Regions from separate parts of the Homo sapiens genome. Here all the other regions are linked to region 3. Evidence: chromatin loops called from intact Hi-C (ENCODE). Cell type or tissue: gastrocnemius medialis. All regions are shown on one strand.

Region 1 (8,000 bases), 92 kb after region 3:
TTTCCTCGAACACTTTTTTCCCCCCTTAAAAGGGGGCTATTTATTTCTCAAAATTAAGAAACCATGATGCAAATGAAAGGAATGGTCGGACAGAAACCTGGGCTGAGAGGCCTTTGGTCTTACCGCTGGCTTATTCTAATTTTGAGCTGGATCTCATTCAATGCCAAGCCAAATTTGCCAGCTCATCATTAGCCATTACATGTACAGATATATTTGCATGAGGATTTTAGAAAATAAAAACAATTGCTCACCTGTCTTTCTATCAACTGAAACAGCCTTTCCAAATAACACTCTCTTTTCCCCTACCGCACCTCATGGAGCAAACATGCTGTGAGCAACTTTTAAAATAAATTATTCAGAATCTTGGAGGTTGGAAGATGGGGCAGAAGTCCCCTGGAGTATTTTGAAGTAAACACCAAATTATAAATGAAGAGCTCTTTATACACAGGTTATAGGGGCAGGAACAAGGACGGAGTGGATGGGCTGGATTCCAGCCCCTGGCTAACCTTCAGGAAAACAACTGAGTCTCAGTTCACCGGCTGGGAATCCTGAGGGGTAGTGCCCCTGTCTCTGAGGGTCTAGTGGAAAGGTTCCCTGATGAACCTCTGTGTGGATGCATGTGTGGGGGAAGAGTTCTCTTCTCCAGGCCTGGTTTCCACCGTCTGGGCATCATCTACCCCTAACGGAGGTGTGCTGTCTCTGCTCAGGCTGCAGAGAGGACGGGTGGGCCTGAGCGGAAGCAGAGAGTGGGAAGAGATGGCCTTGGGCATGCAGGAAGCCCTCTCTGGGCTGCCTTCCAAGGGCCTGATTTCCAGCTCTGCCGTGGCCCATCCAGGACAGAGGGCTTCAGCAGCTGTTTGGAACAAGGCTTAGTCTAGGAGACAATCTGACAAGGTATAAGAGACGGACCCAACATGTCTTTGGGATGAGTTGATAAACAGCACAAGGTTTATAATTAGATCCCTGATTATCCTAAATTTCTAAAACAGAAGATTTTTGCTTTCCCTTCCTCTCCCATGGTAGAAAACTGGAAGGCATGCAGACCACCCTGGAAGAGCCCTCTTCCCAGAACTCTGGGGGTATAAAGGCTTGCCTAGGTAGGCCAGGACTGAAGAATGACAGGTCATGTCATCTTTTGCCAGATACTGGAAAATTCATTCTAAACACACATACAAAAAATCCCCATTGCATTTAATTAAAATATAATATGGCCAGGTGCGGTGGCTCACGCCTGTAATCCTAGCACTTTGGGTGGCCGAGGTGGGCAGATCACCTGAGGTCGTGAGTTCGAGACGAGCCTGACCAACATGGAGAAACCCCATCTCTACTAAAAATACAAAATTAGCCGGGTGTAGTGGCACATGCCTGTAATCCCAGCTACTCAGGAGGCTGAGGCAGGAGAATCGCTTGAACTCGGGAGGCAGAGGTTGCTGTGAGCTGAGATTGCGTCATTGCACTCCAGCCTGGGCAACAAGAGCAAAACTCTGTCTCAAAAAAATATATATATGTGTGTGTATATATATACGTATATATATATGTGTGTGTGTGTGTGTGTGTATATACGTATATATACACATATGTGTATATATTATATATAAAATATATATAATATATATAATGCATACTCTCTGGGCATGGTGACTCATGCCTGTAATCCCAGCACTTTGAGAGGCCAAGGAGGGAGGATTGCCTGAGCCCAGGAATTTGAAACCAGCCTGGGCAACATAGCAAGACCCTGGCTCCACAAAAAATTTTAAAAAATAAGCCTAGTGTGCTGGCACATGCCTGTGAGTCCCAGCTACCTGTGAGGTTGAGGTGGGAGGATCATTTAAGCCCAGGAGGTCAAGGCTGCAGTGAGCCATGATCACGCCACTGTACTCTAGCCTTGGTGACGGATAGAGACCCTGTCTCAGAAAAAGAAAAAAAAGTGCGTAAAAATGATGAAAATATCACATCATAGAAAACTATATTCAGTGAAAACAGCCAGGCACAGTGGCTCAAACCTGTAATCTCAGTGCTTTAGGAGGCCGAGATGGGCAGATCACTTCAGGCCAGGAGTTTGAGACCAGATTGGCCAACATGGTGAAACCCCATATCTACTAAAAAAAGAAAAAATACAGAAAAGATTAGCCAGGCATGGTGGTGTGTGCCTGTGATCCCAGCTACTCAGGAGGCTGAGGCAGAATAGCTTGAAACTGGGTGGTGGCAGCTGCAGTGAGCTGAGATCACATCACTGCACTCCAGCCTGGGTGACAGAGTGAGACCCTGTCTCAAGAAAAAAAAAAAAAAGAGAGAAAAAAGAAAACTATATTCAGTGAAAAGTAAGCTTTCATTTCTTCCAGATCAGGTGCTCTCTTTTCAGAGGAAACCAAGAATACATTCTTCTACATATTTTTCTGTGCATCAACAAAGATATACGTGTATCAGTAAACATATCTGTTGATATTTATATGACAGAATACTATACCCAATATTTGTGATCTCGCTTTAATCACTTAACACATCTCAATGCTCTTTTTTTTTTTTGAGATGGAGTTTTGCTCATGTCACCCAGGCTGGAGCGTGTGGTGGTGCGATCTCAGTTCACTGCAGCCTCCGCCTCCCAAGTAGCTGGGATTACAGGCATGCATCACCACGCCCAGCTAATTTTTATATTTTTAGCAGAGACAGGGTTTCACCATGTTGGCCAGGCTGGTCTGGAACTCCTGACCTCAAGTGATCTGCCCACCTCGGCCCCCCAAAGTGCTGGGATTACAGGCGTGAGCCACGGTGCCTGGCCCCTCAGTGCTCTTTTTATCTCTACCTAGAATGATCCAACTTATTTTAAAAATCTTCATACTACCAGTGCTGAAACAACATTTTCCACACATTTCTTAGGTGTGCAAGTTTATTTGCCAGATATATTCCTAACAGTAGTGGAACTGTTAGATCAAAGGCATATGAATTTTTCATTTTGATAGATATTGACAAATTGCCCTCTAAAGAGAGCATGTCGATTTATATTCCCTGCCTGTCTGCACTCTTACCAGTGCTGTGCATTTTAAAACTTTCTGATCTTTGCAAAACGTATGAGTAAACAAATGTGTCTTCAGTGATTTTCTTGCTTCCAGTCTTGCTCCTTTTGATTCACTATTCACTCTGCAGCTAGGGTGTGAGTCCAATCCTGTAACTCAGCTTTAGAAGATGCTTCCATGGCTCCTCACCGTCCTTGAAATAGAGTCCCATTTCCTTGACTGGCTCACAAGGCCTTTTGTGTTTGCGGTCCTGTGTAGGTCTCTACTGCCATCCCTCATCTCTTGCTGCCTCGCACTCCACATTTCAGCCATGCTAAACTACTCAGTCTGCTCTCCCTCACCTCCTTCCAGACCTCTTTCCCGTGCTCCACCTGCCTGAGAATACTTTCCACTGCCTGTCTTCCCTACTCTGGCTCACACTCATCATTCTATTTTTGGCTTAGATGTGACATCTACCAGGTTATAACAGGGATGCACTGGCTGCCTCCACAGCCCTCTTACTTCGCCTTTTAAATTATGCAACACTTGGTATATCAAAATAGTATGTAATATACACGTACGTTATGATGCAGAATCATAAAAATAAACCTATGCACCTACCAACTGCAACTGAAGAAACAGATGGCTGCCAACACTGTAATATGTGCTGCTTTCCTATCCATCATTACTCTTACCACACTGGGTGGTAGAGAATCTATACTTGTCTCTATTTCCCACTGGCATCTGAGTCCTGGGAAACAGGTCTGGATCTGACCCATGCATAGTGGTATTCCAAGGCCAAGCATAGGGTGTGATAAGTTGCAATCACTTAATAATATTTTTAAATTGAATATAATAATAGTCAGAAAGGGGAATTTTTTTTTAATAGCCAGGCTCTCAGAAAACAAGTCAGTTATTAAGAACTTATCATCAGTTCACACTGTACTTTGGGTCATTTTTCCAAGGTCAGAGATCAAGTTGTATAGCTTAAGCCTCCTTGTCTGCCTCCTTTGGTGAGGTAGTATGCTATGACTTTTCATTTCTTTTCTTTTTTTCTTTCTTTCTATTTTTTGGTGGGCGGTACCATTGCTTATTTTAATTTTTCAGTTGTGTATCAATAAGGCTGAACAGTTTCTGAAGTACCAGGAATCTATATTAATATTATAATTGCAAAGTGAGTAAACTTACTCTTCCATGGTAATAAGTAATTCAGTTCCTGTCCAAAGCGAGAAATGTCATTCGTGACACTGATTTCACAAATTAAATGCTATCAGCTACTTGAATTAAATAAGGAAACATATCACTAATGGAATTTAAATTAAGGTAACAATAGTAACTCTAATTTAATAAGGGTGGACCTCATGCTAGGCACACTGTAGATTTTTTGCTGATCTTTACCATTATCCTAGAAAGATACGAATGATTATTTCTGTGTTCAGATGAGGACATAGAGGTTCAAAGGGCGAGGGATTGAACCAATGCCACTAAGCCTGGACATCAGAGAGCCAGAACGGGCATCAAAGTCTGTGTCTCCACAAAGCCAAGCCCCTTCCCCCATATCACACAGCATCTCAAACACCATAACTAAAGAAATAGCACAATGCCTTTAAAAAGTATTTTCCTTATTTTTTTCTTTAATTTACCCTGGTCTATCACTTAAAAAAATCATTTTTATTGTTTTAAAATTATAACCTTTACTATTTTTTTACATGGTATTGGATATTTACTAAAAAGAGTATAATAAAGTAGTATGTTATTCATGATAAGTGCTAAAAGGAAAAACAAAGCAATGTAAGGGGATGGGAGGGGACAAGTCTGGATGTTTCGTTAGAAGAGGAGTTCAGAGGAACTTTCTTTGATAAGATGATATTTGAACAGAAACCTCAGTGAAAGGAGGGAGGGAATCTGTGGAGATATCGGGGGTAGAAGGTGGGGAAAGAGGGGTCCCGGGCAAGGTGCACCTGCCTCAGTGTGTACATTCACACCTAATTTGTAGCATATCCCAAGCTATAATATGGCTGTTTACATTTTAGAAGAGATTCCCCTACATTTTATGGAGCTTATGAATTGAAAAAGTTCTCTTAAGTCCTCAAAACAACCGATTTCTCTTGACTTCCAGACCCCCAAGAGCAAGCTGCACCTTTGCCTGCTTCCTGTTGACTCTGAATGAGGAGAAGGTTGCTCAAGCACGCACTCCCACTAGTGAAGCTCAGCAGAGAGCTGGTGATTGGGGACTTAATGAGATGGCACCTGTGAAACCCAAGTACATGCATGAAAGCTTATTGCTATTTTGGTTTTTGTAAGATTGAAAGTCAGGGGCACTCAGCATGGTCATATTTATCAAGCAGAAAGACATAATTCTCTTGTGTATTAGAAGTAAAGGTCCCATTCAAAGCGCATGTGTATTTCTATCTCTCCAGGCATGCTGGGGCCCGTTAGACCAAATACCACGTGGATGGTCTCAGCAGACAGAAAAACTCCACGGAGTTCTATCTGGGTAGAGGAAGGCCATCAAAGGGAGATATTGTCCAGGGCCTGAAAGTGGCACCAAAAAAAGAAAGGGTGGATCTTCACACAGGATGGGTGGAGGGGAAAGGAGGGAAGCTATTTAGCTAGAAACAAAACAAACCCACCCAGAATGAAATTGCACAATAAAAGGAGGAACAGAGAGTTCACAGTGCCAATTCGAGAATAAGTTCAATGCATATTCTAGCAAATTAGTAAATAAAACAGGATGAAATAGTGGATCAAGAAGGATTATTAATGAAAAGAACCATGACTTTGGGTTGCTAGGCTCCAGCTTGAGAGTCGCCAGCAGGACTAGATATGTCTGGTTAAGGTGGGTGGAAGCTGTCTCCATGTTCACAGTCATGTCTGCAAAAATAGAATTGGGATGATGAGAAAAGCCTGAAGGAAAATAAGCTGCTCTTCTACTCTCTCCATTCCTTGTGCATTGCTTCAATTTAACCTTACTAAACAAGCGCCGGCCTGCAGAAAGATGAGTGGTGTTTTCTATTCAATTAATCATTGAGGTGCTCTCCCAAAGAAACCGTCTGTCAATAAGACACATTTGGAATGATGACAGGAGACCATGGACTATTAAACAGTAGAATGATGTGGATTTTCAGCTCACTTTCAAGGTTTCAGAGAGCACATACAACAAACACTTTCCTTCTAAAGACTCTAGGACCCCCACACTGTTGAATAAATGACTGTGTGTGTGTGTCTCTCTCCATCTCTCTCTCTCCTGCTCTGCAACATTTATGAAAAACTAGTGCAAAAATTGTGCATGGTTATGGATTCTCAAATCAAGTTTCCCCTGGGTTATCATTCAGATGAACTTAGCAAGAGAATCTTATTGGTGATAATAATTATGATAATGAAAGTAACTTCCAGGCTGCGTGTGGTGGCTCATATCTGTAATCCCAGCACTTTGGGAGGCCGAGATGGGAGGATTGCTGGAGCCCAGGAGTTTGAGACCAGCCTGGGCGACATAAGGAGACCTCATCTCTAAAAAAAAATTAAAAATTAGCTGGGCCTGGTGGCTCACGTCTACTTGGGAGGCTACTTGGGAGGCTGAGGCAGGAGGATGGCTTGAGCCCAGAAGGTTAAGCCTGCAGTGAGCCATGATTGCACCACTGCACTCTAGCCTGAGCCTGGGCAACAGAGTGAGATCCTGTCTCCAAAAAAAAAGTAACCTCCAATATTTGCACAGGTCCTTATGGTTCATACTTAGTCCCCACAAGAACGCTTAGGTAGTACATATCCCCATTTTATACCTAAGAAAGCTGGCTTAGGCACACGCTGCCAGAATTTGGAAGCAGTCAGCAGAGCAGTCCTAGGGAGTGCTAGGTCTGAGCGGGACTGGACCCTTTATCTCCCTCTGCTTTCCTCTCTGCCCTGGCCAGAGAAGAGCACCAAACACATGCTGTCAATCCTCACTCTGTCTCCACAGGGACGCCAAACGTCCTGTGCTACTAACAGACTTTCCACATGTGGAACTCCTTATGGCTCACAGCAGTTGGGAGACAACGACACTGCTGATCAACCAACTGCTCTGCTGCTGGTCTTAACAAGCAATGATAAAAAAGACCCATCAACTTCTGAGGTCGGCCTCCCAGAAGACAAAGCCTTTGTTCCCAATGTGGAATCAAGTCCTTGAGGGCGCCAGCTCTGTGTCTGTGCTTCCTTCAGCACCCTGCTCTTTTCCTCTTGCCAAATAGAAACCTTTTGAACTAGCATTTCTCAAAGTACTCACCAGAATGTTCCAGAAGATGTTAGGCAATGGAATGTGGAGAGGGTGGTGGGAGGATTCTGTGATCAAATGTGCTTGAGAAATGCTCTTGAAGATTTACATGCACACTAGTATAGTAAAGTTTCTGAGGAATCCCACAGTAAAGAACTATTTAATTTTATTTATTTTTGTGGTTCAGATTCTCCTTTTCTTTCTCCTCTGAACCCTACCCATGTCTAGTGGAATATTTCTTTACCCATTATAGAATTGTAAAATTATGCAACCCTCCAAAATAATATCAGAGCAAGGCCAGGCGTGATGGGTCATGCCTGTAATCCCAGCACTTTGGGAGGCCAAGGCGGGCAGATAACCTGGGTCAGGAGTTCAAGACCAGCCTGAACAACATGGCGAAAGCCTGTCTCTACTGAAAGTACAAAAATTACCTAGGCATGGTCATGTGTGCCTGTAATCCCAGCTACTCAGGAGGCTGAGGCAGGAGAATCACTTGAACCTGGGAGGCAGAGGTTGCAGTGAGCCAAGATCGTGGCATTTCACTCCAGCCTGGGCGACAGAGTGAGACTCTGTCTCAAAATAAACAAACAAACAAAAAAAGACAAAATAATATCAGTGCATAGAATGTTCTGGAAATGCCTAGCTTCCTGAACATGGCCTGGTATACAGTAGGGCTTACAGTTGTTGAACATTTTTAGGTATTTTATAAATCAATCCCCAGTATTTATGTAAAAGAATGAAACTATAGCCAATTAAACAAT
Region 2 (8,000 bases), 310 kb after region 3:
GCTATGCTGCTAAGGTTATGCTCAGAGTGGGCTTGTAATCATGAGGTACGAGTGAAACACAGTAAACTTAAATGCCACTTTCCATTAGATTGCTAGCAAAAAATGACTAGAGGTTCTGTGTTTCACTGCTCCCGGGGGAGTACTGAGCATGCGAGAGGTTGGGGGCATATCCACAAAGCCTGCAGGCAGATCTAGGGGACAAGCTGCACTACCACAAATCTGGGCGGGTACCTCTCAGCAGCAACTCCAGCTGGGCGACTATGTTGTCACCTCAGTCAGCCCTGGAGAGATGGCCACCATGTTCTATTTTTGGAGTCACGTGTCATTGAGAATCCCCAAGCACGAGCAATCCCCTAGTTTTTTCAAAATATATAGCTACACACCAAAAACATTCTTCAGGTTTTAATGTATTACTTGCAACTAAATTCAAACTGCTGCCCTAAATTCGAGTTGGATGGGCCAGCGTGATATTTTAGGCTCACCAGCTGGCTCAGGGTAGTCTGCAAACCAAAGGAAGGCAGGCTTGTTACAAAGCAGCATTATTTGAGAAAAAAGACAGACCCCCAAAGTGCTAGGATTCTCATAGAGTTAATATCCAAAGTTTCCAGAGTTTCGATGGACATTCCAAGATTCCTGGGTTTCATGGCAAAACCAAATGAGGGTATACTTTCCCCAGCTGTTCATTCTTGAGTACAACCTAAAAATGGCATCATACAGCCAAGCCTCGCCCACTTCAGCCTGAGAGGCATAAAATCACTTCCTGATCAAACCTGTATTAATTCAGAAGCTTCTAGATTATTGAATATCAAGCTTGTCCAACCCACGACCCACAGGCCACATGCTGCTAAGGATGGTTTTGAATGTGGCCAAACACAAATTCGTAAACCTTCTTAAAACATTATGGATGTTTTTTGCAATTCTTTTTTTTAGCTCATCAGCTATTGTTAGTGTTGCTGTTTTATGTGTGGCCCAAGACAATTCTTCTTCCAGTGTGGACCAGGGAAGCAAAAAGGCTGGACATGCCTGCTGTATTTTTATATATTTATATATATAGATAAATTATATGAATTTTATATATATATATATCTATATATATAATATATCTATATATATATAGTGGGTGCTTAATGCCTGAATCCCTTCTCTGGAGACTGAAGGAAGCGGTAGGATAACCTGGAGAGAATTCCAGGAGTAGCAGATATGGGTTCTTCCACTGGCCCAGAACTTGTCATATGATCTTAGGCAAATGTCTTAAAATCTCTGGGCCTACTTTCTCAGTCTGTACAGTGAAAAATTACATCTGGGTCTCTTAAGAACTGACTCATCTCTAAAACTCTAGGAATATCTCATTGTACTATAGCCCAGAAAAATCGTTTAGCATTCATTTTCAAATCCTATATCTAGAAACATGCTTGAGGCCCCTTTATGTGTTGAGTCAATATTTGCCTAGGAGAAGTTCCACAGTAATATTTTAGAGGGATAGTGACTTAACGCGGAAATGTAGAACTCTTAAGTGTTTCATCACATTACTGTTGTCTTTCACAAGACTGTTTCTTCTTCTTACTTTTACTCTTGAACATTAAAATGTTGTTAAAGATTGTGTCAGCCACGAGGCCACAAGTATGAAGCAGAGTGGAGTTTGCCTGCATGAGAATGGGTTAATGTCACCCCTCTAAAGTGGGTTGTTTTAATCTCTCCACAATTTACAAATAAATTTTGTATTTTACCTAAGCTAGTAGAAAGTAACCATTTTTAATCAGTAATGGGAGTAAAAGTGTACGTGTGTATGTTTATGCACATATGCAAATATATATGTATATACAAAGGCCATGCTAATTATCATCACAAGTTAAAGTACCGTATTCCACCTCAATAATGCTTTAAAAATATAAGGCAAAACATATTTATTTTAAAAAAGCTTTAATGGGAAACAGTTCTAAAACCACAAGATATATTCAAGACTACATACTTTTCTTAAATCTCTTCTACCTATCTCATTTCAGACTTCAGTAAACCAGCTCCTTTTTTTTTTTTTTTTTTTGTTTTGTTTTGAGACAGAGTTTTGCTCTTGTTGCCCAGTCTGGATGGAGTGCAATGGCACGATCTCGGCTCACTGCAACCTCCACCTCCCGGGTTCAGGCAATTCTCCTGCCTCAGACTCCTGAGTAGCTGGGATTACAGGCATGCACCACCAAGCGCGGAAAATTTTGTATTTTTTTTTTTAGTAGACATGGGGTTTCTCCATGTTAGCCAGATTGGTCTCGAACTCCCTACCTCAGGTGATCCACCTGCCTCGGCCTCCCAAAGTGCTGGGATTACAGGTGTGAGCCACCACGCCCAGCCGTAAGCCAGCTTTTCTTTTACTGGTCTTATAGCTTGAAAAATGATTTTGGCTTAAGTTTTCTGGGAGCTTCTGTCCTGAGAAGTTTCCCTACAGTCTCAATATCATGATGACAGTCTCGCATTGAAGAAGACTGCTCTAAGCAAGTCTTGATTCAGAGAACTAGGGATTCTCCTTCCCCAATTCCACACAACACCAGATGTTTTTCAGGGGTGTGTGTGCGTGTGTGCGTGCGTGCGTGCGTGCGTGTTTTCCCTCTCTTGTTTTAGCTTAACCAAACAAAAGCAGCAATGCCAACTATTTACTTACCATTCCAACATACCTAAGTATGGTACAATAAAAATATTTTAACCTGTTTTCTCACAGTAGCTCTAATACCAATCTTCAAGTTATATTCAGCATCTGCCACAAGTCACATTTGTTTTTGATATAGCTTGAATTTACTCATGTGTCTATGAAATGGAATCATTTTTAGCATTTATAGTGTATCATTTACCTGCTGTACAAATATTTTTGCAGCTTTTTGTATGTGCCAGCTACTTTTCTGAGCACTGGGTATCCAAAAAGCAAAACCAAAACCAAATATAAATATATTGTGCTAAAGGTTGTCACAAGTCAGTTGTGCAGTAGAGGTAACCTGACTCCCTGAGGCTCACTTTGCAAGTGCTAAAATTGTCACACAGTTCCCCGTTATGTCTGAATCAATACCAATCCTTGTGACTAGGGCAGCTGGTCAAATCATATATTCACTGCTCTACAGTATTAGAAATGCATCTGTCTTTGGTGAAGACTAGCCTATCATTCTTGTGCCATTGGATATCACCCCCATGCTTGTTGTCCTGAACAGTGTCCTAATGGAACAGCAAGACTGTGCCCTTCCCCTCCTGACAGATGTCATCCAAACAAACAAAGAAGTTGCCTTCAAAGACCTGGATGTGGCCATTCTCTTGGGCTCTGTGCCAAGAGAGGAAAGATTTACTGAAAATGTAAAAATCATCAAATGGCAGGGTGCAGCCTTGGAGAAATATGACAAGAAGTTCGTTAAGGTTATTGTTATGGGAAACCCAGCCAATATCAACTGCCTGACTGCCTCCAAGTTGGTTCCATCCATCTTCAATGAGAACTTCAGTTGCTTGACTTGTTTGGATCACAACCAAACTCAAGTTCAAATTACTCTTAAACTTGGTGTGACTGCTGACAATGTAAAGAATATTACATATCTGGGGAAACCATTCCTTCACTCAGTATCCAGATGTCAACCAAGCCAAGACGAAATTGCAAGCAAAGGAAGTTGTTTATGAAGCTCTGAAACATGACAGCTGGCCCCAGGGAGAATTCATGGCTGTGCAGCAACATGGTGCTGCTGTCATCGAGGCTCAAAAACCATCCAGGACAATGTCCACTACAAGAGCCATCTCCAACCACCTCAGAGACATCTGGCTTGGAACCCCATAGGGAGAGTCTGTGTCCAGTGGGGTTATCTCTAATAGTGACTCCTATGGTATTCCCAGTCATCGTTCTACTCATTCTCTGTCGTATTCAAGAATAAGACCTGGAAATTTGTTGAAGCTCTCTCCATTAATGATTCCTCATGTAAGAAGATGGATCTTACTGCAAAGGAACTGGCAGGGAAGAAAAAGAAACTGCTTTAGAATTGCTTTCCTCTGTCTGACTATAAATCATTTTGATGTTGCTAAATGCCCTAAAGCTGAAGAATCTAAATGTCGTCTTTGACACTAGTACTAAATAATAATACTGCTATGTGTAAATTACTCGTGAAAAACAACATGTTTTGAAGATTATTTGCTTCTCAGTACAGACTTGTGAGTGACAGTTTATTATCATGCCGTTAATCCTGCATTCTAAATAAAAATATATATTCAAATAAAAAACAATAAAGGCAGTCACAGGTTCCACTCTCTCTGATAGACACTCGTTCCATCTAGATTTTGCTTCTTCTCATTCCCTTCAGAAATAGATCCTAAAATGTATAGAATCCAAGAAATGTGTGAGGTTCCATCCACATCTTCTTACCAGGCCAAGCTACTTTAAAAATATGCACAGTGTTTGTGTGTGCATAAGTAAGATCAAAATTTATCACCATGATTCCAATGTGCAAAAAAATGAAAGATTTTCTTTCATTGACCTTATCTTGCTCTTGTTTTCTAAAATGCTTTATTTTTGTCAACTGAAAAGTAACAAATTTTTTTAACACGCTGTGCAGAGTTAACATGGCAGGCCTGAGATTGCTATCTTTAGAAAGGCCTGCTTGTGAGGTTGGCCCTTGGCTGGTGTCCAGGAATTTGGACTTGGGGAGGGTTCCCACCATTCCCAGAACTGATAAGAAGGACTCACTGTGCCTAAACTGTACAAACAATATGGTTTCTGCCAAACAATCTCTTTCCTTCTGGGCGTCTGGAATTTGGGTATGTGCTGGGCAGCGGTGCCTAGTGACCAGCCCCAAATAAAAACCATAAGTCCTAATCCTCTATTGAGCTTCCCTAGTAAACAACACTTCAGACCTGAGGTCACAACTTATTGCTGGAGGAATTAAGTGTGTCCTGTGTGATTCTGGTGGGAAAGCCTCCTTAGAAGCTTGTGTCTGACTTCCCTGGACTTCGCCCCATGCGTCTTTTCCCTTTGCTGTTTGTGCCTGGCATCCTCCTGCTGTAATAAATCTTAGTCATGGGTATGACTCTATGTTGAGTCCTGTGAGTCCCCCTGGTAAATCCCTGAACCTGGAGGTGGTCTTGGGAGCCCTGGACACATATTAATTATTGAGGTGTCCTATGCACCGAGCACTTTTCTAGGAGCTGAGGATATAGCAGTGAGCAAAACAAAAGTCCCTGCCCCATGGATTTTACATGCCTGGGGGGTGAGAGGGTGGAGGAGGAGAGGAAGGAGACAGCCCATATGAAATAGACAAGTAAATTGTGTAATGTGCCTGACGATGAGAAGTGCTGTGGAGGAAAATAAAGCCGGAAAGGAGGTAGGCAATGCTGGATTTGAGGCCTGCCACTTTAAACAGGGGAGTCATAGAAGGCTTTGAGTTAAGATCAGTAGGAGAAGGGGTAGGAATATCTGGGAACAAGGCTTTCTAAGCAAAGGGAACAGCTGGTGCTACAGGCCCTGAGCTGCAAGCATGTTCAGTTCAGGGACAGCAAGGAGGCCAGTGTGGCTGCAGGGCAGGGAGCCACAGGCCAGAGGGATAGAATATGAGACTCAAGAGTACAGAGGGCTGGATCAGGTGGGCCATTGCCAGCTTTCTGGCTTTTATTCTGAGCGAGGCAGGAAGTCATTAGAGGGCTGTGAGCAGAGAAGTGACATTAAAAGATTTGTTTTTAAAAGTATCACTGTGGCTATTGGTGGAGAATACATTCTAGGGTGGCAAAAGCAGAAATAGGAAGGACAGTCAGGGGATTATTGTAATAACCTGGGACTCATGGGTGAATTAGATATGTGATGGGGGAAAAAGAGGGGAGTCGATAATGATTCCAGGGCTTTGAGCCTGAGCACTTGATGAAGTTGCAGTTTACTTTGGGGAAACTGAGGAAGCAGCAGTCTTGAAGGGGAAGGGGAAGACAGAAATTGGATTTTGGATTTTCATTTTTTTTTTTAAGAGATGGAGTCTCATGCTGTCACCCTGCTGGAGGAGTGCTGTGGCATAATGTTGGTTTATTGCAGCCTCGAACACCACTTGGACTCAAGCAATCCTCCCACCTGAGCCTCCCAAGTATCTGGGACTACATGCACGCACCACCACACCTGGCTAATTTTTGTATTTTTTGTAGAGACAAGGTCTCCTTATGTTGCCCAGGCTGGTCTCGAACTACTGGGCTCCAGCAATCTTCCCGCCTCAGCCTTCCAAAGTGCTAGGATTACAGGCATGAGCCACTGCTCCCAGCATGGAAATTTGGATTTTAGATGTGTTAACTTTGAGATGCTTAACAGTCTAGTAAAACCGTACAGTTGATATTTCTATTTTGTAGATGAGGAAACTGAGGCACAGAGAGGTTAAATGATTTGCTCAGGGCCACACATCTGAGAAGGTTTCACATCCTCAGTCTGGTTCCAGCATGTATTCTCTCAAGCCCTCCACTACACTGGACTTGCAATCTTCTAAGCTAAAATGACTTCCCATGATGCAATAATAGATATACATTAATAACAAATATGTAAATGTTATTCAAATAAGATTAACACAATATAATAAATAACAAATACTTATTTGTAATTATTATTATTATTATTATTATTATTATTATTATTTTGAGACGGAGGTTCACTCCTTGTTGCCCACGCTGGAGTGCAATGGCATGGTCTCGTCTCACTGCAACCTCCGCCTCCTGGGTTCAAGCGATTCTCCTGCCTCAGCCTCCCAAGTAGCTGGGATGACAGGCATGCACCACCATGCCCAGCTAATATTTGTATTTTTAGTAGAGATGGGATTTCTCCATGTTGGTCAGGCTGGTCTCGAACTCTCGACCTCAGGTGATCCGCCTGCGTCAGCCTCCCAAAGTGCTGGGATTACAGGTGTGAGCCACCGTGCCTGGCCAAACTCCTGGTTTTTAAGACAGATAGATAGGTTCATGGATGGATGGGTGGATGGATCGATGGATGGCAGGCAGATATTGATAGAGATAAGCATGTGTGTGGATGAGTCATGAGTAATCCCTGCTGCCCAGTCTTTTCATGACTGAAGGATTTATTATCAAAAATGCTGGAAACATTGTTGACTAACAAGTCTCAGCTGCCAGCCCTTTTTGGAATTGCCTTAGCTAAAGAGAGCCACCTTGCCCGACTTCATGAACCCTTCCTGGGGAGGCTCATATTCAATGACTGATTGACTCAGGGGTATGAAGGCCTGAATCCCTCATCCCAACTCAGAACTCTAAAGGAACATCCAGCATCAGAGCTCCCATGGGGTCAACTGAGGTCTTTGTGGAGACCGCATCACAGCCTATCTTCTCCCTGTGCCCAATCCTGCTTCCTTCCCTTGCATTCCATAGTAGTTCATCCCTAGAGCGCTCCCTAACAAACGTTCTGCTCACTTATTTCTGTCTGCATTCAGTTCTCAGGGAACCCTTCCTGTAAACTGCATGTGTGAGTGCACACACACACACACACACACACACTCACATCCTAGCTCTCTGCTGAAAGGGCCTAGAAGCAATGACACTCCTGTAGCAATGAGTACTCCTAGTGCTCAAATATTAGTTTCTAAACATTATTCCCAATTAGCAGGGTATGGTGGCACATACCTGTTGTCACGGCCACTCAGAGGGCTGAGGTGGTAGAACCACTTGAGCCTGGGAGGTTGAGGCTGCAGTGGGCCGAGTTCACATGGCTGCAGTCCAGCCTGGGCAACAGGGTGAGAGACCCTGTCTCAAAAACAAAACAAAACAACAATTATTCTCCGCTAAAAGGAACAAGGGGTTCTTGGAGAAATGGCTGATTCCAGAGTTGGAAAAGAGAAAATAAAAAATGATCCTGAAACATCTTGAACCAGAAAGTAAAGAAGTGTTCAAAGAAGGATGGGGCCATGTCAAAAGAACACAGGAAATAGCTTGAAGGGTTCTCACTGGCCAAATCTTGTGCAATTTGAGTGTCAAAATAATGACAGTAACAAATTATAGCTCACTGAATAACATAAGAATCC
Region 3 (8,000 bases):
CAACGAGGGGTCATGAAAAGCAAGATTTATATCCATGGAATATGTGTAAAGAATCTGGATTTAGACTCTTCTGAGGGATGGTACAGCACTTTCTCTGAATCTGTTAAAGTTCCATTTTTGATAATAAGATACTCTTGCCCTTCTGGGAAGGAGGAAAAAAAATCCTGTTTCAAGAATATCGCTCAGTACTAGCTAGATGCGTTTCCAAATGTGAGAAAGTAAAATTATCATTTTAATCTGCCTCATTCTCACTTTTTGGGATCCAAAGGGTAGAATAAAAGACCAGTTTCAGACTGGTGCCTGTTTCAGACTGGTGCAGGGGGTGCCAGTAGCTCTGGGCCGGGGGGTCTGTACCCCAGGTTCCCCACCTACTGAAGGGCAGTGATCCACACAGCCCTGCTGGGGGTCTGCAGTGCCCTTCTGGGCCCTTCTTAATCCTAACAATTTCTGAAACATGCCCAATCATTTGGCACTTTGGCCTTCACGGATAATGGAGAAAATGGGAAGGAAGTGAGGAGGGAACCAGGTGGGAAGCCGAATGTGAGAAAAGGAGAAGAGCAGGAGAGAGAGGCCTCTGGTGAAGAACCACGCAATTCTGCAGGGAGAAGCAATGCTTGGCAGGTATGGTGCCTTGTTCCTGGACCAAACTGAGGGTCAGGCTGCTATTTCTCGTGGCCCAATAATGAGATGCAGATGGACTGGGGAGGAAGAGAGTTTTTCTTTCTGTAACCAGCTATAGGGAGAAGGCCTGGAAATTATCACCAGACCAACTCCAAATTACACAGTTTTCCAGAGCTTATATACCTTCTAAGCTATATGTCTGTGTGTAAGTGTGCATTTATCTAAAGACCGAAGTGATTAACTTCTTTTAATATATAACAGACCTATAACAAAGGTCTGAGTCCTGAAGACCTTCCTCTGGAGCCTCAGTAAATTTACTTAATTTAAATGGGTCCAGGTGCTGGGGTGATTACTCTTTATCTTCTTTCCTGCTAAATCATGAAGGTTCAGACCCCCCAGTAAACTGGTTTGTGGAGGCCAGAGGAGTTTCTTCAGACCCACAATGAAACTTGTTTAATCATAAATGTGTCCTGTTAAGAGTTCCTTCATTATTTTGTCATGCCCGAGTTTCAGGAAATGCCTACGCAAAACTCTTGGGCTTTTGTTACATTCCAGCCTTTGTATAAGGGCACTGGCTTTTCTTAGCTTTTAATATTTAACTAACCACTCAGTCAGTACTGAAACAGTTGTTATGGAGGCCTGTGTTAGTGAGACCTGGCCTGCCACATTGTTACATGTCACCATGGCAAGGCTGAACTGTGCTTCCCAGAATTCCCTTTTCTGCATAATTCCAGTTAGGGTGGGCCACAAGAGACATCTTGCACAGGACAGGACAGCATCATATTGTCTGTGCATTCGGTAGCTCGGCACTGTGGCAGCCGTGCATGTGTTGTCATTTGTCTGCCGGCTCATGTTGCTGGTGAGAGACGGCAGCAGGCCTGCAGCTACTACACTTCTCCTGGATCCTCTCTCAGCTTTTGCAAATCCTGGGCCAGATGGGTGTTAAGCTCCATAAAAAAGAGGCCTGGCTCTGGATCCTGCAGGACGCCCCACCCTGGAGGTTGGAGGCAGTGAGGGAATGACATGGGTTTAGTCCATCCTGCAGGTTCTGGCTTGTCCTTACTGTCCCCACTGTCTTAATCAGCTTGGGCTACTGTAACAGAATATGGAGTGGGTGGCTTAAACCACACACATTTATTTCTCACTGTTCTGGAGGCTGGAAGTCTGAGATCAGGATGCCAGCATGGTCAAGTTCTCAGTGAGGGCCCTCTTCCTGGTTTACAGATGCCTGCTTTCTTGCTTTTCCTTCCAGGATCATCTCTCTGTGTCTCTTTTTACAAGGGCACTAATCCCATCCATGAGGGCTTCAGGCTTATGACCTAATCATCTCCCAAATGCCCCACTTTCAAATACCATCATATGGAGGATTAGGCTTCAACATATGAATTTCAGAGAGTGCACAAAATTCAGTCCACAGAATCCCCTTTGCATTCATCTTTCCTTCTATGCTACCTGACTTGCAAATTTCAACTTCCAGCACTGGACACGGAGAAACAGCCTTGTAGAAACTAGTGCCTACAATTGCATAAGATGAAATCCCTATGATAAATTCATGTGGATGTGTGCATGTAAGGCTATCCTAGTGGTTCTGCCTTTCTGATCAAATTCTGACTGCATCAGCAGGAACACATGGAGGGGAGGACGGTGTGAAGGGCTAGCACCCTTGCTCTGTGGGTGCAGTCATGGGTCCTCTGCTACATCCAAAGATGGACCAGACTGAGTCAGGCCAGTTCTCTCGGGGTACCTAAAGAACTAGAACTGAGAGAGTCACTCTCTGTTGGTGCAGAGGCTGTAAGAGGTAAAGTTGGGGTGCTGTGGGGAACTGTATTAGTCTGCAATGGCTGCTGTAAGAAAATACCAAAGACTGGGAAGCTTAAACAACAGAAATTGATTTCCTCACAGTTCCAGAGGCCCTAAGTCAAAGATCAAGGTGTCAGCTGGGTTGCTTGCTTCTGAGGTCTTTCTCTTTTGTGTACAGATTACTGCCTTCTCCCTGTATCCTTATGTGGACTGTCCTCTGTGCACATACATCCCTGGTGTCTCTTCCTCCTCTTATGAGGACACTAGTCATACTGGATTAGGATCACCCTAACAGCCTCATTTCAACTGAGTGGGCTCTTTAAAGGCCTTATCTCCAAATGCAGTCACATTCTGAGGTACTGGGGGCTAGGACTTCCACCATATGAATATTTGGGGACACAGTTCAGCCCATAACACTGGCTATTAGTGGGCAAGTGTGGTAGATATACTTTTTGCCATCTGGAGAAAGTCTGATTGCGGAGAAAGTCGGACTGCAGAGAAAGAGAAGAATGTAGCAGACACTCAGAGAGCCATGGAACTGATACACTATATAGAGAAGACCACAGCCTTTGGGATGGAAGGAACCCAACTTTGTAAGGAGAGCCATTCACAACTGCCTCTGTAGATAACTCGTGACACAGCTCATAGGAATTTATCACTCCCAGCATACAAACTGTCTGACGGTTTGCCCTGCAGCATGGTCAGGCTTCAAGGCTGTTTTCCCAGCTGCAGAGCTCACAGGTGTCTGTGCATGAGTCTATTGTAGCTAGAGCATCTCCCCAGGCATGAGGCAGGGGCTGATATCGGGATCAGTCAAAATAGCTCTACTAGCAACAGCAAGACACCTTTTTTCCTATTATTATTTAAAATTATCTATGACTTTTTTCTCCCTTCTAGTGCTATAAATGGAAAAAAGATTTCTAGAAAGTTCTTTGTATGTTTTAGACATTCCTTTCATAACCTACAAGCTAACTGTATATTAATAAACTATTACCTCCATTCAATCACATGCCAAACTCACAGAAGCCCAATGACTTTTCAGTAACTTGTGCCAATGAACCAATCCATGTTTATTGAGCTCTGATTATAAATGAAGCTCAGCAGTAGGGAATACAAGAGATTAAAAGATGGTGAGGACAAGCTCCTCACTCTCAAAAATCTTACCATCTAGATGAGCTCAGGGACCAAGGCACTGAAATAGCCATGTACACCTCAGAGTCAAGGTCAAAGCATAATTTTAGTTTTGATTCAGTCCCTTGGCCAGAGAAGCAGAAGTGTCAAATTATAGCCATGAACAAGCACTTAAGTAGCTTAGCTTTGTCTATAGGAGGGTCTCTGGACAGCTGGGCAAATTCACAGCCTTTACTCTTCTAGTGTTTACTTCTTCTATGCATTTTTTGTGAATTCTAAAACAATGTGGCTATGTCACAGAAATGGAAGTCACCAGTTTGGTTTGCTAGCGTACTGCTTATGTACAAGTTGCTTTGGATTTCTTTTATGTCTGGGCCCTGGGTGGCCCTCAGTTCTGCCCATGGCAGTAGCTGACAGTGCTCTGTGGTTGTAGGAATATTTGGAAGGAGCAGAAAAGAGGTACAGTTAGAATGAGTGGGACTTGTCTGGTGGGTTGACTACTGATATAGTTCAGTGTCTGGTTACTGCTTTGAACATTTAGGTGAAAAATATCGTGCTGACCTATCCAGCACAGCCTCTGCGTAAAGAACACTTCACAGAGTAGTGAAGTGCAAACACACAAGGCAATAATTATATATTATAACACACACCTTATTGGTTCTGTTTCTGTGAAGAACCTTGATACATCTTCTAAGGAAATTTCTCAAATGTCCCATCCAAGAAGTGTTCCTAGATAAAATCTAGGATGCCCCGTTAAATTGAAATTGCAGATGTATCACAAATAATTTCTTATAAGTATGTCTCATGCAATATTTGGGACATACTTATAATAAAAAGTTGTTTATTGTTCATCTCAAATTCAAATTTAGCTGTGGGTCTTGTATTTTTATTTGCTAATCTGGCAACCCGACATCTACGCACTGCTGTTTTTGTAACATCTGCCGGAGCTACATGCCACAGCCATCACTGCCTGCAAGGGAGGCTGGGAAATGTAGTGCTGTTAACCAAGAACATTGTTGCAGTCAAGAACATAGGAGTTTTGGTAATAAGGAAGATGGAGATGATGAATAATGGATATTGGGTGGGCAACTCCTATAAAGTCCAGGTGACCCTTTTACCCATGTGAGATGGGTATAAGTCTATATTGATAATATTATTAGCAGCTATCCCATATTAGGTTCTTACTTTGTGTCATGAACCATGCTAAGACCTTTACATACAGCTTCTCATTTAATCTCCACAACAACATTATTGCTACCCCCATTTAACAGATTAGAAGCCTTATCCGATGGCTCAGGCTAAGAGAGATTTAGTTGTTTGAGGTCACACAGCTAGTAAGTTGCTGAGTTAGGGCTAGAATCCACAATGATGTGATTTCAAAGCTGATGCTTTTGATATTTTTTTCCCAACAACAATTCTGCATGCCTACCATGTGCCAAGCACTAGAACAAAGTATTGAGTTATTAGAGTAAACAAAGAAGACAGTCTTTGCCATCAAGGAGCTTACTTCCCATTATCGAGGCCTTTGGGAGGAGGTCATAAGGGTGAGGTCCTAATTCGATGAAGTAGTATTTTTATAAAAAGAGGAAGAGACAGCCTGGCGTGGGGGCTCATGCCTGTAATCCCAGCACTTTAGGAGACTGAGGCGGGCGGATCATGAGGTCAAGAGATCGAGAACATCCTGGCCAACATGGTGAAGCCCCGTCTCTACAAAAAAAAAAAAAAAAAAAAAAAAAGCTGGGTGTGGTTGCAGGCACCTGTAGTCCCAGCTACTTGGGAGGCTGAGGAGAATCGCCTGAACCTGGGAGGCAGAGGTTGCAGTGAGCTGAGATCACGCCATTGCACTCCAGCCTGGTGACAGAGCGAGACTCCGTCAAAAAAAAAAAAAAAAAAAAAAAAGGAGGAAGAGACACCAGAGACCTTCCTCTCTCTCTCTACATGTGCAGACAGGAAAGGCCATGTGAAGACAAAGCAAGAAGTCAACTCTCTACAAACCAGGAAGAGAACCCTCACTGGAAACCAACCCTCATAGCACCTTGATCATGGACCTCCAGTTTCCAGAACTGTGAGAAAATAAATGTCTCTTGTTGAAGCCACTCAGCCTATGGTATTTTGTCATGGGAGCCCCAGAAGACTAATATACCCCCACTATTGATAGAGAGAAACATAAATAAAAATCAGTAAATATGGAACAAATAAGTAGTGAAAAGAATCAGAGGTCATGGGGTACTAAGGATGGTGTCAGCTCTTTAGAAAGGAATCTCAACACACTGAGATGTGGCAATTGGGCAGAGACTTGAGGGGTGCAAGGGAATGAGACACGATGTCTGGGCAGGAATGCTCCAGGCAGAGGGAGCTCAGAGTCCTCCAGCAGGAGCCTGCACTGTGCCTGGAGAGGGAGAGCACAGGGCAGAGTGGCGGGAAATGAGGATGGAGAGTCAGGGCCAGGTCATGTGTGAAAGCCCAGGGTTCTAAGTATGATGGGAAGCCGCGGGGGAATGACATGGTCTGAACTTCATTTCTGTAAGATCAATAACTCTGGCTGCTGTGTAAAAAACCGAACCATAAGCAGAGGACAGTGGGAGTCGAGAGACCAGTCAGGAGGCCACACCAGTAGGGCAGATGAGAGAGGATGTAGCTTGAAATAGCCTGATAGATGTGGGGGTGGTGGAAAGTAGCCAGATTTCAGGATATATTTAGAGAAAGAACAGTCAGTAAAGAATCTGAGCAACTGGAAGGAATGAATTGTCATTTACTTAGATAGATTCATGTTCAGCGATGGAAATCAAGAGCTCTGGGCATTGGTGGGGGACCTTAAAGGGATCCCTCATAAGTGCCACCCCTCTTCTCTGCCTGAGAAATAAAAGAAAGACTAGAGATAGACACTGAAATATTACTTTTACTACTGATAGAGGACAACTGGGGGTAGCGGCTTAGAGTGGGATCAAATCACCCCCTAACCAAACTCCAGAATTAAGCAAACTTACCTCTCGGCCCCAGGCAATGCTGTCCAGGTTGAGCTCCTCAGTGAATCTCAGAGCACAGAAGAGAACAAGTGTTCTCTGCTCCCAAGTGAGCATGCCCAGACTTTACTCATCAGAACCCCCGAGGCAGTGGAGTGAGTCAAGGGCAGAGTGAGGCCTAGAGTTCCATGAATTGAACTCCTTTCATAAGAAGAGGACACCAGGAATGGACGAGACACATTTTCTGCTAATAGATGTGTTACGTTTGAGGCCCTTCATATGTCCAGGTGGAGTAAGGAGTTGGCTAGATAAGCCTGGTGCTCAGGGGAATGATTGGATTGATAATAAAGATTTGGGGTCATCAGTGTACTTTTGTTAATTAAAGGCATGGGACTGGGTGAAAGAACATACAAAGAAGAGGCCTGGGCACTCTGAGACTTAAAGGCCAGAAGGATGCTTAGAGAAGAATCCAGCAAAAGGGAAGACATACCCAGTGGGGTAGGAGGACAGCTGAGAGCTCAGTGAGGAAACTTTCAAGAAACGGAAAGCAATTCACCGTGTTGAATGCTGCTGGGAAGTACAACTATGGTCATTGGATCTGCAAGAGGGAGTTGTTGCATAATGAAGAATTTATCTGGTCATTATCTCTGTTCCTTGGAGGGAGATTCTAAATTTTGGGAATTTCCCAAGCAATAGGAGTGTCTTTGCTATTCATGGTGGGCCCTGATAGTTTTTGCTAATGAAATGACTCCAGATGACAAGAGGAGGAGGAGGGCCAGCACGGTGGCTCATGCCTATAATTCCAGCACTTTGGGAGGCTGAGACAGGTGGATTGCTTTGAGCTCAGGAGTTTGAGACCAGTGGATCACTTTGAGCTCAGGAGTTGGAGACCAGCCTGGCAAATGTGGCAAAACCCTGTCTGTACTAAAAATATAAAAATTAGCTGTGTGTCTTGGCACATGCGTATAATCCCAGCTACTCAGAAGGCTGAGGCTGTATAATTGCTTCAGCCTGGGAGGTGAGGTTGTAGTGACCCGAGATTGCACCACTGCACTCCAGCCTGGGTGACAGAGTGAAACTCTGTCTCAAAAAGAAAAAAAAGAGGATGGGGCTGGTCATGCCAGGAAAACCATGTGATTAGTGGGTTTGGTCTTTGAGCCACATGGTATCAAGCTGATCTCCAGACACTTGGAGTGTGAAGAGGGGCTTGAGTTGAGATTGATTTCAATCACGTAGCCAATGATTCAATCAATCATGCCTCTGTAATGAAACCTCAATAAAAACTCTGGCCACTGAAGTGTGTTGGAGCTTCCTGGTTGGTGAACACATCTATGTGCTGGGAGAGTGGGGCACCCTGATTCCTTGGGGATGAAAGCTTGTGTTCAGGATCCTCCCATATCTTACCCTATGTGTCTCTTCATTTGACTAGCCCTGATTTATATCGTTGATAATAAAACCATAGCTATAAATATAGCACTTGGTGGA

The links. Peaks named below come from ENCODE experiments on the same cell type or tissue, not always from the same donor. Only the 100,000 strongest peaks of a DNase experiment are listed, where the experiment ranks them.
Region 1: a loop joins it to region 3, with 6 times the contacts of the local background. A loop is called at or near these places in 1 of 110 quality-filtered maps.
Region 2: it touches region 3 in a loop (2.6-fold over the local background); 1 of 110 quality-filtered maps calls a loop at or near these places.

What each region holds. Positions count from the first base shown.
Region 1 is chr6:15,882,362-15,890,361 of GRCh38, forward strand. No RefSeq gene overlaps it. Among named protein-coding and RNA genes, the nearest start is that of LINC02543, 110 kb to the right of the region's middle. In gastrocnemius medialis, no CTCF peak of the experiment used is centred here; a DNase peak (open chromatin) is centred at 3,460; H3K27ac peaks cover 695 bases.
Region 2 is chr6:16,104,589-16,112,588 of GRCh38, forward strand. It overlaps the pseudogene MDH1P2. Among named protein-coding and RNA genes, the nearest start is that of MYLIP, 20 kb to the right of the region's middle. In gastrocnemius medialis, no CTCF peak of the experiment used is centred here; DNase peaks (open chromatin) are centred at 253 and 3,003; H3K27ac peaks cover 5,920 bases.
Region 3 is chr6:15,790,384-15,798,383 of GRCh38, forward strand. No RefSeq gene overlaps it. Among named protein-coding and RNA genes, the nearest start is that of DTNBP1, 130 kb to the left of the region's middle. In gastrocnemius medialis, no CTCF peak of the experiment used is centred here; DNase peaks (open chromatin) are centred at 3,108 and 6,178; H3K27ac peaks cover 5,582 bases.